Regions from separate parts of the Homo sapiens genome. Here regions 1 and 3 are each linked to region 2. Evidence: chromatin loops called from intact Hi-C (ENCODE). Cell type or tissue: dorsolateral prefrontal cortex. All regions are shown on one strand. Each heading gives the region's core, and the rest is flanking DNA. Links, peaks and the distances in the headings are about the cores only.

The links. A loop is a pair of places that touch in the nucleus more often than their neighbours do. Peaks named below come from ENCODE experiments on the same cell type or tissue, not always from the same donor. Only the 100,000 strongest peaks of a DNase experiment are listed, where the experiment ranks them.
Region 1: a loop joins it to region 2, with 4 times the contacts of the local background. A loop is called at or near these places in 5 of 110 quality-filtered maps.
Region 3: it touches region 2 in a loop (4-fold over the local background); 7 of 110 quality-filtered maps call a loop at or near these places.

The regions. Positions count from the first base shown.
Region 1 is chr6:110,552,207-110,557,784 of GRCh38, reverse strand. It overlaps LOC105377939 (a long non-coding RNA gene), which reads right to left. Exons shown (of 3, transcript XR_942862.3): 3 at 2,276-2,597. Among named protein-coding and RNA genes, the nearest start is that of SLC22A16, 78 kb to the right of the region's middle. In dorsolateral prefrontal cortex, for the core only: no CTCF peak of the experiment used is centred there; a DNase peak (open chromatin) is centred at 2,564; H3K27ac peaks cover 2,500 bases.
Region 2 is chr6:110,604,967-110,610,544 of GRCh38, reverse strand. It overlaps CDK19 (cyclin dependent kinase 19), which reads left to right. Exons shown (of 13, transcript NM_015076.5): 13 at 1-567. Among named protein-coding and RNA genes, the nearest start is that of SLC22A16, 130 kb to the right of the region's middle. In dorsolateral prefrontal cortex, for the core only: no CTCF peak of the experiment used is centred there; a DNase peak (open chromatin) is centred at 1,274; H3K27ac peaks cover 2,500 bases.
Region 3 is chr6:110,538,867-110,544,444 of GRCh38, reverse strand. It overlaps LOC105377940 (a long non-coding RNA gene), which reads left to right. Exons shown (of 7, transcript XR_007059703.1): 4 at 778-895; 5 at 1,754-2,257. Among named protein-coding and RNA genes, the nearest start is that of SLC22A16, 65 kb to the right of the region's middle. In dorsolateral prefrontal cortex, for the core only: no CTCF peak of the experiment used is centred there; DNase peaks (open chromatin) are centred at 1,874 and 2,614; H3K4me3 peaks cover 1,424 bases; H3K27ac peaks cover 2,500 bases.

The sequences.
Region 1 (5,578 bases), core at 1,467-3,966, 54 kb after region 2:
TTCTTAAATTCTTGATGCAGAGGGAGGAACTAGTGTCTACTGCTCACCCTACAACTTTTAGGTAAATAGTTGTCTCTTAGAGAAAGGACCTCAAAATGGACTTTTGTTTATTAAAGGTATAATTGGATAAAAGGGCCAACTAGAAACAAGAGTTATGCATCTAGAAACCAGAGTCATGTATCTATTCACTCCAGGGGTGACAGCAGATCTCTTGGGTGTTTCCCCAACAGCCCTGATATCAGACATCAGGAAGCAGGACAGGGTCACCTTCCCCATTTAGCGATGCCTCTAAGAAGCAGGTCGGCCCAAGCATGGGCAGGCATAAAGCCCTAGATTTGCAGTGAGCACAAAGAGTCAATTCAACAGCCCACAGAGCTCATCCTCTGTAACAGTCCTAATTAGAAACATTATACATAAGGAGAGGAAACAATTTACACAGACTCCAGCATGAGCTCATGGCAATAGCTTGTTTTCCAGCTCCAGCCCCGAGGCCATAGACACACACCTCTGAAAAAATAATGCATAGGTATTTCCAAGACTGATATTTTCAGATACTGCAGAAAAACGTGGCGGTTAATGATGTGCTGTAGCAAAACCGTCTCCATTGTGACTCCGTCTCTCCTTCCCCTTTTACCACCCCTGTTGTCTGTCTTGGTGTTAGGATTTTGTTAGTAGCTTAATATTTCAAAAAATAATTTACAACATGTTCCTTCTTTTCTGTTCTCACATAAACTTGAGATTTAAACATTTTTTCCATCTGCTTTTTGTTCCTTTCCACTGGGCAGCCCCTAGTGATGTTTCCTATGCTTCACGGAGCAGAAATTAGCATGCATTTCTGTTTACCAGGGATGCTGCGCCTGGTGGAACAGTCTCGCCGGCGTGTTACTGAGCATTTACATTCATTACTACTTAACTGTTGCTAGGGGAGCCAGATAGAAAAAGACAAAAGGCACAAATCACAGCGTCTCACTGATATTTTACCGTCAACACTCTTTCTCTTCTCTCATTTGGAGCAGGAGTTTTTTTCTCTCTCTATAGTCTTTTGGTCTGAAATTCTTCATCCTGGTTTCAGGGGATTCATAGAAGATGTCAACTGACCTTCCATATAACCCACACCTTGCTTATAACCCCCATATATCTCCTCCTTTTTTCTGCCCTCCTGCTCTGGTTTCCCTGTGTACTTACAACAGCTGGTGGGTAAGTTGTGGTCTGTGGTTCCACATTGTCTGGGTTTGAATCCCTACTCTAGTTGTGTGATCTTGGGTTAGTTCCTTAGCTTCTCTGAGTGGGCTTCTTCCTCTGTAAGATGGGGGATATGCTTGTCTCAGCCTCAAGAGATTGTTACGAGCATTAAATGAGGCTCTGCATGTGAAGAGTCTAGTACACAGTACGGATTCAATAAACCACCTTTATTCTTGTCATCAGTAGTCTCATGGCTATCTTCAAGCTTGTCCAACCCATGGCCCACGGGCCACATGTGGCCTAAGATGGCTTTGAATGCAGCCCAACACAAATTTGTAAACTTTCTTAAAGCATTGAGATATTTTTGCAATTTTCTTTTTTAGCTCATCAGCTATCGTTAGTGTTAGTGTATTTTATATGTGGTGCAAGACAATTCGTCTTCTTCCAATGTGGCCCAGGGAAGCCAAAAGATTGGACACCCCGTGAGATCTTCTAGGCGACTGGCCCCCAGTGAAATTGTGATCACGGAGGATAGTAGAGTCCCGGTAGTACACATAGGAGATGTTCCACAAACTCCATATGATCAGCACCGTTTTCGGGAGGCCCCACACTGTGCCGAACATCATGAATCAGTGAGGGTTTAGGAAGCACATCAACCTCCCAGTGTTTGGGAGCTGCTGTTTTAAGAAGGTCCCGTTTACCATTCTACTGCCCACATGAAGAGTGAAGACTAATCCGTGGACAGGATGCCTCTCCAGTCTAGCTGTGCCCCGCTCCCTCTTTCTCATCTAAATCGAACCCTTTTCCTGTGGATTGAGATGAAAAGTCCTTGAACGCACCACCTTGTGCTGCTAGGTCAGTCTAGACAATATTAAGTCACATCCATTAAGTTTTCCTTAAAGAAAATGTTTGAAATATTTCTTCCTTCAGTTCGATACTAAGTGTATTTTGCCACAAGACACTTCCTGATGACCCAATTTCAGGTCCCCATTCTTTTATCTATGTGAGAATTCTCCACTTTCAGACTCTGCTTAATTTAACTCTCTCTGAAAATGTGCAAGTTCATAAAAGAAGGTGAAATAATTACTACGGTACATACAAAGAGGTGAACATTTCTTTTTTATGTACAAATTGTGTGTTACCCCAAGTGGACTTTCCTGGGCCCGCCTCCTCCTTCTGTCCCAGGATCCTGGCCCAGCTCTGTCCCCCAATGAACTGCAGAGGTAGAGGGGTAAAGAAGAGCAGTTGAGTGGCTCAGATTGCTGCCTGAACTCTGGACCGAGGAGCAATCACGAGTAACCCCAAAAACTGCCCATTGGTTTGCGCACTCATAGCATGAAAACAAGTTCCGTTCTTTTGTGCTGTCCTGGAACATCAGCCAGCTCTTAAGTCACGTTGCCCGGATTCATGTGCTCCTGCAATGAAAGGCCCTATTGTCAACAAGGCTGGTCAACAAGGCAAAGCAAAGTTTGACCCGTGCATCAAAACCTGGAACATCCTGACTTGTTACGTGCTGAGAAATGTGTGCTTAGTATTGTATTAAAGTAAATGGGGAGGGGCAGTGTCTTTAAAAATACCCAAAGCAAAGAAAAATAGATACTATCTGCTCAATGTCCCAGAGTAGAAGTTTTTAAAATGACCTGAGAAATAGGTTTATTGCTTTCATTGCTTCCTTCCTTCTTCTTCCTCCTTCTCTGACATTTGGCCCTCCTCTCTAAAAACTTCCCCTCATAGTGACCCCAGGCTCCTGTTGGGAAGTCTCACCCACTGTGTGGGTGAACAAGCAAAGCAACTGTTAAAAGTGTTCAGATAACATGGACAAAAAACACATGGAAAAGCTGATATCGAGTTCCATTGGGTTTGGAGTGGTTCTTGCGGGCAAAGGATGCAGTGAGCTGAACATACATTAAAAATACAAACCCTTAAGAGCTGACTGGGTAAGACTTAAGCCCAGTATCTTTCAGAGATGAGTGTCTAGGTGCATCACCCAGATCTTAGCCTGCCTGAGTGTACCAGTGAACCTGCCCAGGTTTTAGTTTCCTTTTCTATAAAATGATAGCTTGGTTCTGATGATCTTCAGGCTCCCTTGGGAGGTCCTTGAGGCTTCAGCTCAAACCCTAGCTCTGCTATCTACCTCTTCTTGGTGCTGAGATTCCATGATATCCTTCAATTATTGTGGGACTGACTTAGTAGAAGGCATCAGAGGGAATGGAAGCCTCTACATTATCAATGCAGAAATTGAGGCAAGAGGCCAACATTATTGCACAAAACATGGCAGATGTTGGAATGAAGAAGACAGTGAGACACAGGCAGCAACAGAGCCTCCTTAATCTCTGACCCAAAAGAGTCTTGACTTGAAGTTCCCCAAGCTCCTTCTTTTCTCCCAGGCACTCACTGCTTTCAAAGCGACTTCAATCTCAAGTTGGGAGATGTGGCCCAGTTCAGGGTCTGCCGCAGACTCAGGCACCATCCCTTCTCCTATCTCAGTTTCTTCACTGGCAAATGGAAGGTATACAATTAGATGATTTTTAAAGCCAAGCTCAGAGCTAACATCCACAATTCCAGGAATTCCAGGAAATGCACACTAAAACTAAGGTTCTGAAACAAGTAAAAAAACAGACCAAATGTTCGAACCAACGATTTTCAGACATTGGAGCACAGGTGGCACAGGAAACAAGTGAGGTGAGTCCTGTGATTGCCCCAGCTTGCTGCCTGGAGAGACTTTCCAGGCCATGGAACAGGGACATGGAATACAGGTGGAGCACAGCCATATCCCTGTGTAGAAGGATGGGGCTGGGGTCCCAGGGACACTTGTGCACCTAGAACTCACAGGAGAGAATACTGGAGAGAAGAAAGCTGCACACGGAGAGAACTCTGGGCTCTGCAGAGTGTCATCTTTGGGTCTTCAGCAAAGTATTGATCAGCACATGCATGTGAGGAAAAGAAATGAGGCCAGAAAAAGAATCACCCAAAAAGATTAGAGGGAACCATTCCTAGAGCTCCCACCAGCCAGAGAATAGCCCCTGTGGCCACCAACCACAGTTGAAAACCTTCTAATTCATCGGGCACTGAGTAGAACACTCTGAGTATTGTCTCAGTAATGCAGCCCAATTCAGCTTACTCTAAAGTCTCCTGTGGTCCCTCCTGACAAGGCTTAAAAGCAAGTCTTGGCTGGCACGGTGGTGCGTGCCTGCAGTCCCAGCTATCCAGGAGGGTGAGGGCTGAGGCAGCATGACGACTGTTCAAGCCAGGAGTTCAAGACCAGCCTGGGCAACATAGTGAGATTCTGTATCTTTTTTTTTTTTTTTTTTTTTTAAAAAAAAAGGCCGGGCACGGTGTGTCAACCCTGTAATCCCAGCACTTTGGGAGGCCGAGGTGGGTAGATCATCTGAGGTCGGGAGTTTGAGACAAGCCTGACCAACATGGAGAAACCCTGTCTCTACTAAAAACACAAAATTAGTCGGGCGTGGTGGCACAGGCCAGTAATCCCAGCTACTCGCGAGGCTGCGGCAGGAGAATCGCTTGAACCTAGGAGGCAGAGGTTGCAGTGAATGGAGATCGCGCATCGCTGTCCAGCCTGGGCAACAAGAGGGAAACTCCATCTAAAAAACAAAACAAACAAACAAACAAAAAACAAGTCATGAAAGGATCGAACTGTTTTCAAGTAAATTAACTGTGTTCTAGAACAACACTCAAAAGTTTTTTTGTGTGTTTGTTTGTTTTTTAAAGAATATCCAGGCCAGGCATGGTGGCTCACACCTATAATCCCAGCACTTTGGGAGACCGAGGAAGGTGGATCACTTGAGGTTAGGATTTTGAGACCAGACTGGCCTCAAACATGGTGAAACTCTGTGTCTTCTAAAAATACAAAAATTAGCCAGGTGTGGTGGGGGAGGTGCTGTAGTCCCAGTTACTCAGGAGGCTGAGGCAGGAGAATCGTTTGAACCTGGGAGGAAGAGGTTATACTGAGCTGAGATTACGCCACTGAACTCCAGCCTGGGAGACAAAGTGAGACTCCGTCTCAAAAAAATAAAAAGAAAAAGAATATCCAGCACTCAGCAAGATAAAATTCAAGCAAGAGAAACATGAAGGAAATTATAACAAGACACATCATAATCAAATTGCTCAATACCAGTGATAAAGAGAAAATCTTAAAATTAACAACAGGAAAAAAATTATGTTAGAAACAGGAGAACAAAGATAAGAATGGCAGCAGAGTTCATGTCAGAAGCAAGCAAGTGAGAAGACAGAGGAACAATAATCTTTAAAGTAATCAGAGAAAAATATTGTCAACCTAGAATTCTAGGTTTTTGGGTGTTTTTTTTTTTTTGTCTTTCACATGAAATGGCCACTAATTCTATACCCAGCAAAAATGTCTTTCAAAAACAAATGCAAA
Region 2 (5,578 bases), core at 133-2,632:
CATACTTACTCTTCTATGCTATCACTGCAAAGGGGTGATATGTATGTATTATATAAAAAAAAAAACCCTTAATGCACTGTTATCTCCTAAATATTTAGTAAATTAATACTATTTAATTTTTTTAAAGATTTGTCTGTGTAGACACTAAAAGTATTACACAAAATCTGGACTGAAGGTGTCCTTTTTAACAACAATTTAAAGTACTTTTTATATATGTTATGTAGTATATCCTTTCTAAACTGCCTAGTTTGTATATTCCTATAATTCCTATTTGTGAAGTGTACCTGTTCTTGTCTCTTTTTTCAGTCATTTTCTGCACGCATCCCCCTTTATATGGTTATAGAGATGACTGTAGCTTTTCGTGCTCCACTGCGAGGTTTGTGCTCAGAGCCGCTGCACCCCAGCGAGGCCTGCTCCATGGAGTGCAGGACGAGCTACTGCTTTGGAGCGAGGGTTTCCTGCTTTTGAGTTGACCTGACTTCCTTCTTGAAATGACTGTTAAAACTAAAATAAATTACATTGCATTTATTTTATATTCTTGGTTGAAATAAAATTTAATTGACTTTGCTTCTGTGTGGATTTTTTAAATATAAAAAAAATCTTATAATAAGGCTTAGTGGCTGGACACAGTGGCTCATGCCTGTAATCTCAGCACTTCGGGAGGCTGAGGTAGAAGAATTGCTTGAGGCCAGGAGTTGGAGACCTGACTGGACAACATAGTGAGACCCCATCTAGCGTTAAAATTTTATCTGTGTGCCTAGAAGCTTTTATAATTACACTTTTCCTGCAGAGATACGAAGTCTTTCTGTGAGTTCTAATATGTTATTTTGTTCAGGATGCTATGATGTCATAATACTGCAAAGCAAGCAAGGCCTGCAAATACCTCATAAGTAAAATTGCAGGTTTTTATACATCTTTAGGAGAAACATCTTTTTAAAAAAATATAAATGAGAATTAGAAAAGACTAATAAGCATTTTGTGGATGGGGTTGGATTGGGAGTTTCTTGTTTTATAAGAGCACTCTGTGGTACCTGGCTGCTCCTTCTATAATTTGTTTGATGAATCTTCTATGGTTGTTACTCCAATATCCAAAGGCATCACAGAGTGAACTGAACAATGTTTAAGTGGCATGAATACAGAGCTTTCATTTCTATTTAAAATAATCACATCCCACTTGGCTGCTTCTCTTTTTGGCACAGATTTCATACTCAGTGCTGTGCTATTTGTAGGATAGATCTTCTGCAAAGCTGTTCATTGGCCTCGGCTGCGTTTCTCACCAGCCATCTGGGTAAGACAAAGCAGATGACTGGACAAACCCTTTACCACTCCTGGGAGAACTGGGAAGGTGATGTCCATCACCTTAACAGACTGTAAATTCTTGGGAACAGGGCCTGAGTTTTATTCCCCTCTTGCCCAGCAGCTGTCAAGATGCCCAACACAGAGCAGTTGCTTAATATGGTAAGTCATAGCATCACTTGTACACTTGCATAGAATTCCTGGGTCATGTAATATTTGTTTATGGATAAGGATGAACATAATTTTGTTCCATGAATAATAAAAATACTAGAAACAGGCATCACCTTTTTTTTCTTTTGGATAGATGGCATCTGTGTTGTCCAGGCTGAAGTGCAGTGGCTATTCACAGGTGTGATCATAACACTTTGTGGCCTCAAACTCCTGGCCTCGCTGGATCCTCCTTCCTCAGCTTCCCAGGCACAGGCCACTATGTCTGGCTTGCTTGCTTGCTTGCTTTTTTTTTTTTTTTTTTTTTTTTTTTAAGACAGGGTCTTTTGTTCTGTCACCCCGGCTGGAGTGCAGTGGCCTGATCATAGCTCACTGCAGCCTCAACCTTCTGGGCTCAAGCAATCCTCTCACCTCAGCCCCCCTAGTAACTGGGATCCAGGCATATGCCACCACACCTGGTTATTTTTTAAAAATTTTTATAGAGATGGAGTCTCTATAAAAAGTGTTAGGATATAGGTGTGAGCCACTGCACTTGGCCTGGTTCACTTTCTTAAAATAGGTTTATTTCTATGTTTGACTGCAGAGTCATAATAAAATTCACCCCAAAGGGACAAACAAACAATTCAAATTGCATTTGAATAAAAGAAGTAAGGCCAGGTGTTGTGACTCACACCATTTGTAATCCCAACAATTTGGGAGGCCGAGGTGGGAGGATCACTCAGACCCAGGAGTTTGAGCTCAGCCTGGGCAACATTGTGAGATCCTATCTCTGCAAAAAATAAAAAAAATTAGCCAGGCATGGTGACACATACCTGTAGTCCCAGCTACTTGGGAGGCTAGGGTGAGAGAGTCACTTGAGCCTGGGAGGTTGAGGCTGCAGTGAGCTGTAATCGCACTACTGTACTCCAGCCTGGGCAACAAAATGAGGCCCTGTCTTATTAAAAAAAAAAAAAAAAGATAAATTAGCCATACTTGCCACTCTTCTTTAGAAGCCATCTTTTTTTTTTTTTTTTTTTGAGACAGAGTCTCACTCTGTGGCCTAGGCTGGAGTGCAGTGGTGCAATCTTGGCTCACTGCAACCTCTGCCTCCCGGGTTGAAGCAATTCTCCTGCCTCAGCCTTTCGAGTAGCTGGGACTACAGGCATGTACCACCAAGCCCGGCTAATTTTTTTGTATTTTAGTAGAGACGGTTTCACCACGTTGCCCCCAGGGTGGTCTCCAACTCCTGAGCTCAGGCAATCCGCCCACCTCGGCCTCTCAAAGTGCTAGGATTACAGGTCTGAGCCACCACACTCGGCCAGAAGCCGTCTTTGTTTTGGCTACCTAGAGGTAGGCATTTTAAAGCCTTGTATAGCATCATTTTATCTAGTAGGCAATAGGAAACCAGCTTGGACAAGCAACATACAAACCTAAAAGGAAATTTTGTTTATCTAAATGAGAGAATATAGTATCGGGGAAAGAAATGAAAATGTTGACTTAAAACATCAAAATGTATCTCTTCAGCACATTCTTTGCTGCACAAGCTTTTTCAAAAACTGCTGCTGAGTTTGCACGATGAAGCTGCTGTGGACTGAATATTTGTGTTTTCTCCAAATTCGCACGAAGCCCTAACCCCCCATGCGTCTATATTTGGAGATGGGGCCTTTACAGAGGTAAGTAGGATTAATAAGGGTAGGGCCCTGAACTGACAGGATTGGTGCCCTTATAAGAAGACACCCCAGGGAGCTCATTCCCTCTCCCCTCTTCCCTCGGGGACACAACAAAAAGGTGGGCATCTTCAAGCCAGGAAGACAGCGGATTCTGCCAGACCAAATCTTGGAAGTTTCCAGCCTTCAGAACTGTGAGAAAGTAAATTTCTGCTGTTTAAGCCACCCAGTCTATAGTATTCTGTCATGGCAGCCCGAGCTGACTGATGTGACATCTTACCTTTTAGCTAGCAAAACCAGTTACCCTTGTGATATGGTTTGGCTCTGTGTCCCCACCCAAATCTCATGTTGAATTGCAATCCCCAGTGTTAAGGGACAGACCTGGTGGGAGGTGATTGGGTGGAGGGGACAGATTTCCCCCTTGCTGTTCTCGTGATAGTGAGTTCTCACGAGATCTGTTCGTTTGAAACTGTGTAGCACTTCCCCCTTCGATCTCTTCCTCCTGCTCCAGCCATGTGGGACGCGTTTGTTTCACCTTCACCTTCCACTGTGATTGTATTTCCTGAGGCATCTCCAGAATCAGAAGGCTGTACAGCATGAAAAACCATGAGCTGATTAAACCTCTTTTCTTTATAAATTACCGTGTCTCAGGTATGTATAGGAGTGTGAGAATGGAGTAATACACCTTGCTCGGTCTCTGACTTCTCTCCCTCCTCTATAGAGGTCAGTTGTCCCTGAACTGGTAAGACAGTCCTTACCTTCTGTTTCCTGTCTTTTCCAACATGGTTTTTGCTGACTTAATTTTAACTGAATTCTGAACCCCTCTTTCCTACCAATCTGGTGTGAATTCAAAGGGTCTCCAAGAGTCTCCTGCCCAAAGATTATCCTCACATTTGAACAGGTACATGCACCTACTGCACACACCTGGAGATTATTCTTCTGTCTTCCTAAAAATTACTAATGTTCCTGGGAAGAACAACTGTAAATGTGTCCCCATCACCCCCTGTCCAGATCGTCAGTCCATAAATACCTACTGTGAACTGGGCACTATGCTGGAAAATTGGAGACGCCAACATGGCCAATGTGTGTAAGATATTCCCAGCCCTGTAACTAGAGTTGAAGAAGGGCAAAGACCTAAGGCAGGTCATGAGACAACAAGACAGTGCGATAAGGACTAAACAAGAGAGCATGGAGGAGTGGGACAGCTGCCTGGGGGGTCACAGCGTGTGTCAAAGACAGATGTTTGACAGAGTGAACCAGAGGGTAAGGACTCCAGGCAAAGAAAGAAGCATGAACGAGTGAGGTGTATGTGAGAACAGCAAGAACTTGAGAATGATGTGTGTGTATGTGTGTCTGGGTGGGGGAGAGAAGAAAGGCTGGAGATGAATCTGGAAAGACCACATGAATTTCAAATTTGCATCTTAGGAAGATCTCTTTCATGGTGGTGGGGAGGATGGGCTGAATAGGTCCAACTCACAGCATATCAGAAGGCAGACTGGAGACTAGGCAGACAAGCTTCAAATATTTCAGACTTGTACCTTCCTCCAGCCTTGTCCTCTGCATTTATTCTCTTACATGAATTCGCTGGTCCTGAGAAAATCCTCTTTTAAAAAAAGATCTGGGCCCATAGGCTGGGGACAGTGGCTCACACCTGCAATCCCAGTGTTTTGGGAGGCCAAGGTGGGAGGATTGCTTGAGGCCAGAGTTCTAGACTGCAGTGAGCTATGATCACACCACTGCACTTCAGCCTGGGTGACAGAGCAAGATTCAGTCTCAAATGAATGAATGAATGAAAGATCTGGGTCCTCCAAGCAAATGCTATCCTATACTGAACTTTCCTCTTTGGTTGGAAGATTAACCTACATTAATTCAAACTTGTAGGCCTTAAGTTATAAACCAGATGGTGCCAGATTTCACTGAATTCAGCTGCAGATGCCGTGTTTGGGTTGTAAACGTCTGATTAAATTTTTCTTTTTTCTTTATTGATATATTTTATAAGTAGTAAAATGCACAGATCTTAAGTGTACAGTTCAAAGAATTTTGATGAATGTGCACACCCATATAACCAAAATCCAAATCAAGAAATAGAATCTTTTCATTACCATCCCCTCAAATTCCTTCATTGTCATTTGTAGTCAATACCTCCTCACCCACAGAGGCAACCACCGTTCTGATGTCTACCATCATATTTTAATTTTGCCTTTTTAGAATTTCATACAAATGGAATCATATAGTTTGTACTCATTTTGTCTAGGTTCTTTTGTACAAAATGTTGTTTTTAACAGTTATCTATGTTGAGTATATTAGTGATTTGTTTCTTTTTATTGCTGTATAATATTCCATTACATAAATATACCACAATTTGTTTAGTCATTTGTCTGTTACTGGACATTTGGGTTGTCTCCAGTTTGGGGCTATTATGAATGAAGCTGCTGTGAACATTTTTGTATAAATTTTGTGGACAAATG
Region 3 (5,578 bases), core at 1,467-3,966, 67 kb after region 2:
TGTCTTCCCCCTGACTCTGCCTGGGTGGAGATAGGTGTTGCTCTGGCTGAGATCCTCCTCCAAGCCAGACCTGAGGTTCTATTTTTGAGGACCAAAGGAGGTGAGGGATCTTGGTCTAGGGAGAGCTGACATAGCTGCCCTCCCTCCTGTGCCTGGGAAACATTTTTCCTTGGGGACTTTCAAGGTGTAAGAACCTCCAGGAGCCGCTCCAGTCCTCTTGTGTGCTGTTGTCTGGCAGCCCTAGGGGAGACTGCTGGGCAGGGTGGCCCTGGGAGAGACTGCAGCAGGGTTCTGCGCTGCCAACACTGTCACTTCCCAGCCACCCAGACCCAGCCTCACTGGTCCTGGTGCCTGCCTTTCTCTTCCATCTTCCCCGGGCCAGCGAGGCACTGAGTCCTTTGCTTCTTTCTCACTTCATGCACCTCTGCCCTTCTTTCTCGAGCTGGCTTGCCCAAGAGTCCTTATCTGGAACCTCTGGTCTTTGTACCTCCTGGCCTGCCCTCAGCTGCTCCGTTGCCTGGGTCCCAGTGCTTGCCCACCATATTCAGGGGACATCCTGGACTCCTTGGCCACCACCCAGACCCTTCTGTATTCTGCTCCCCCTAATACCTCCTGGTCTCTGCATGAACCTCCCACTCTGACCACACTGCACTGTTGTTTCCTGGACACACGGCACCCACTCCTGCCTCCATGCTCCTGCTTCCTCCACCTGGAATGCCCTCTCTGCTGACCTACCACACACTCCTTTAAGAACGAACTTTCCTTCTTCCCCCATAGAGCCACTTCCACTTGCTCCAGGCCACAGAGTTCTCTCTCCCGTGACAGTTTCCTTCCTGTGCAATAGTATCGCCTCTGGAACTTCCTCACCTGCCACCTGGTGCTGCTACATGTCCACGTATGTATGTACGCTTTCATTCATTCTTTCTTTCTAACATTTGTTCTGAAAAAAATACATCATGTGCCATTATGCACCAGGCTCTAGAATATAAAGATGAGTAAAACCTAGTCCCTGAGTTCTAGACGTCTCCAGGTGTGGTGTGTATGCTGCGTGCCTCCCACTGGCTCTTCCAGATCCAGCCTCTGCTCTGCTCATGCCCTGGGCAAAATGGCCCAAAGCCAAAACAAGCAAACTGGTTCCCCTATAACCAAACCAGACAGCTTGGGGCCTGGCAGTGCCAGGGGAGAGCTGGCATGAGCAGGGCAGAGGCTGACTCGTATGGCGCCATCCACAGGCCCCATTGCCCTCTGGCTTCTGGTGGGCTGTGGCTAGGGAGCCCCCCCCAGGAGAGCAGAGGTTGAAGCTGCAGGGGCTGGATTCCCCTGCACCTCGCTGTGGGGTCACCCTGTCGGCTGTGTCACGATTCCTGTTAGTTCCCACTCTGCTGTCTCTGGATCTAGTGCCTGTTCCCTTCACCCTCAGGCCAGGGGTGGAGCCCTCCCCCCAGCCCCCAACCCCATACCCTGCTCACACCTTTGCAAATAGCGTCTTTACTAAACTCTCCCAAGTGTCTATATGTGCCATTTCCTTTCCGCCCAGCACCCTGAGTGAAAGTGTTTTGAAACCAGGGAGAAGCTGGAGGACAGAGGCACATAAGGTGCCGAGGACAGGAGAGACTGCACACTCTTTGTAGCTTTCACACAACCAGAGTCCAGTGCACAGAGTGCGTACTCATGTCTACAAAAGACACTTCACTCTTCTTAATTCAACCCATATCCCACTCTAGTGCCCATGTGGATCTTTTTATCATTGCAGGATGACCAAAGTCATTAAAACTTCGTAAAAAGCCTGCTTTAGTGAAGAGCTTCTGGCGACGGCCTTTGAATCTGTGCCCCTGAGGGCTCCAGGGCAGGACTCCAACTGGTGGTGTAAGACTTGCTGTCCTGATGTGGGTGGCAGTTGCTAGAAGAGGGACTGTTTCATTTCATTAGCAGTGAAGTGTGCTGTCAGCCGGCAGTGATAGCCATGGGACAAGATGCAACCCAATCTGACTCTGAAACATCCTGTCCTAGCCACCGCTGAGCTCTTCCCCCTTAGGGGGTCGCCAGAAGAGTATTGATTGGACAAGGAGAGAGAGCCCTCTTGAAGAGGAATGGTGCTAAAGTCAACCTGAAGCCTTCTGAAAATTCAGCGGCCCTAGAACTGCCCCAAATGCTATTTACTGCAAAGCAGAATTCTGTATCCAGAGGGGTTGTCCTGGACTCCACTCAAGAGGTTTAGCTTTTAAAGAGCCTAAAGGATTCCTGGCTTATCTGTTGGGTGAGTGTGAGAGTCAGATCCCAAAGGATTATATGATATGATGGATGATTTAGCACGCTGCTTCACAGGAATTTAACAGAAATATAAGATTGCTCAGCTGGAGCAGAATTGTCTAAGAGACAAACCTTTTTAAAACCCCACTAATGTATAACCTCAAGCCACAACTGGATTCAATTACTGCGTGGAAAGAAAGGCATTTTCTTATAAAGCCACTCTGTTTCCGTGCCTGGCTGTGAGCTGGGTCAGCCATGACAAAGATAAGCTTGTGTGTTGTTTTTGGTTGTTTTTCCTTTCAAGCTCTTCCCCTGGCACTGCCAGGCCCCAGGCTGTTTGGATCGGTTGTGTGGAGGCCAGTTTACTTGTTTTGGCTTTCAGCCTTTCTGTTCAGCATTGATGATAGAAGAGTGGGCCTGTGTCCTGCGTGGCCAGTGATGGGCTATCAGCATGGCTTGGTGGTGGCACCATGCCCAGGTGCCCCTTAGGAGGCACACAATGTTTAGAAGCCACACAGTTTGTGAGGAAGGTGAACATTCTAAGGAAGGAGACTGGCAGAGATTGTAGGGGACTCGAGAGGGGTCTGGGCACAGAAGGGTCTGCGTATTGACATTCTCAAATATTAATACAAATACCTAACATGTGGAGTGCTTACTCTCTCTAGGCCCTGTCCTAACAGCTTTACATATATTACTTCATTTAAACCTCCCAACAATCCTGTGAAGTAAATGTTATTATTATATCCACTTTACAGACGAGGAAATTGAGGAACAGAAGGGTACATAGTTTGCCCAAGGTCACACAGTAAGTAGCTGAGGGCCCACGTGCTTGATCACTCCATTGTCAAAGAGTATGGGACAGAAACTTTAAAACCATGACATGTGCATTTATGCAGACACTAAATATTTTTACAGTGTTCTTTATTCATTATTTTCCTTAACATAGTATATTAATACCTGAAAGGCATATTTGTACTGTTATATAGCATGTTTGAAATCACAAGAATGGAAAGACCCATTTGGTTCAGTCTGCCTTGGGGAAGATAAGAATATATATATAGAAAGACCTAGCCAGTGCAATAAGGCAAGAGAAAGAAATAAAAGTCATCCAAATAGGAAAGCAAGTCAAACTACCTCTCTTCACTGACTGTATGATTCTATACTTAGAAAACCCTGAAGACTCTGCCAAGAGGCTACTAGAACTGATCAATGATTCTAGTATGATTTCAGGATACAAAATTAATGTACAAAAATCAGTAGTATTTCTATACACTAAAAATATCTAGACTGAGAGTCAAATAAAAAACACAGTCCTATTTACAATAGCCATGAACAAAATGAAATACCTAGGAATACAGCTAACCAAGGAGGTAAAGATCTCTACAAGGAGAACTACAAAACACTGCTGAAAGAACTCAGAGATGACACCAATAAATGGAAAAACATTCCATGCAAATGGGTTGGAAGAATCAGTATCATTAAAATACCCCTACTGCCCAAAGCAATTTACAGATTCAAAGCTATTCCTATCGTATTACCATGTTATTCTTCACAGAATTAGAAAAAACTATTCTAAAATTCATATGGAACCAAATAGCCAAAGCAATCCTAAGTAAAAAGAACAAAGCCAGAGGCATCACTCTACCTGAGTTCAAACTATACTATAAGGCTACAGTAACCAAAACAGCATGATACCAGCACAAAAACAGACACATAGACCAATGGAACAGAATAGAAAGCTCAGAAACAAAGCTGTGTGCCTACAACCATCTGATCAACAAGGCTGACCAAAAAAAAAAAAAAAGGACTTTCTATTCAATAAATGATGCTGGGATAGCTGGCTAGCCATATGCAGAAGAATAAAACTAGACCCTTACCTTTCACCGTATACAAAAGTTTTCTCAAGATGGATTAAAGATTTAAATATAAGACCTCAAGTTATAAAAATCCTAGAAGAAAACCTAGGAAATACCCTTCTCAACATTGACCTTGACAAATAATTTTTGGCTAAGCCCTTAAAAGCAATTGCAACAAAAAACAAAAATTGGCAAGTGGGACCTAATGAAATGAAAGAGCTTCTGCACAGCAAAAGAAACCATCAACAGAGTAAAACAGACAGCCTACAGAATGGGTTGCAAAATATTCTCAAACTATGCATGTGACAAAGGTCTAATATCCAGAATCTATAAAGAACTTAAATCAACAAGCAAAAACCAAATAACTCCATTAAAAATGGGCAAAGGACATGAACAGATACTTCTCAAAAGAAGACATACAAGCAGCCAACAAATATATGAAAAAAGTTCATCATCACTGATCATCAGAGAAATGCAAATCAAAACCACAGTGAAATACCATCTCACACCAGTCAGAATGGCTTCTATGAAACAGTAAAAAACAACAGATGCTGGTGAGGCTGTGGAGAAAAGAGAGTGCTTATACAGTGTTGATGAGAATGTAAACTAGTTCAGCCACTGTGGAAAGCAGTTTGGAGATTTCTCAAAGAACTTAAAACAGAGCTACCATTTGACCCAGCGATCCCATTATTGGGTATCTACCCAAAGGAAAACAGATCATTATACCAAAAAGACACATGCACCTGTATGTTCATCACAGCACTCTTCACAGTAGCAAAGACATGGAAACAATGTAGGTGCCCATCAGCAGTGGACTGGATAAAGAAAGTGTGGTGCATATACACCGTGGAATACTATACTGCCATAAAAAAGAATGAAACATGTCCTTTGCAGCAATGTGGATGGAGCTGGAGGCCATAATCCTAAATGAATTAATGCTGGAACAGAAAAACAAATACCCGTGTCCTCACTTATAAGTGGGAGCTAAACATTGAGCACACATGGTCATAAACATGCGGACAACAGACACTGTGGACTACTAGAGGGAGGAGGGAAGAAGCAGGATGTGGGTTGAAAAACTACCTATTAGGCACTATGCTCACAAACTAGGTGCAATGTGCCCATGTAACAAACTGGCATGTGTACCCCCTGTATCTAAAATAACAGTTGATATTTTTAAAAAAGAATATATATAAACATATATATTATATGTAAAGTATATATATTTTAGGGCCTGGCACATGATACTAATGACTCATATGGAAAGCCAGCGAGCTTTCATAAGATATTGCACACAAGGAAAGTTAAGAACCAGCTTGCTGGGCTGTCTGATCACTAGCTCAGGCTTTCTGCATGAGCTTGGCTTTCTGATAGGAAAATCCAGGGCTCTGAGCCTGGAATGAACATATGTATGGCCCAAGCTCCACCAGCAGCTTAATTCACTGTGACAATTATCAATTGGTTGCCTCTCA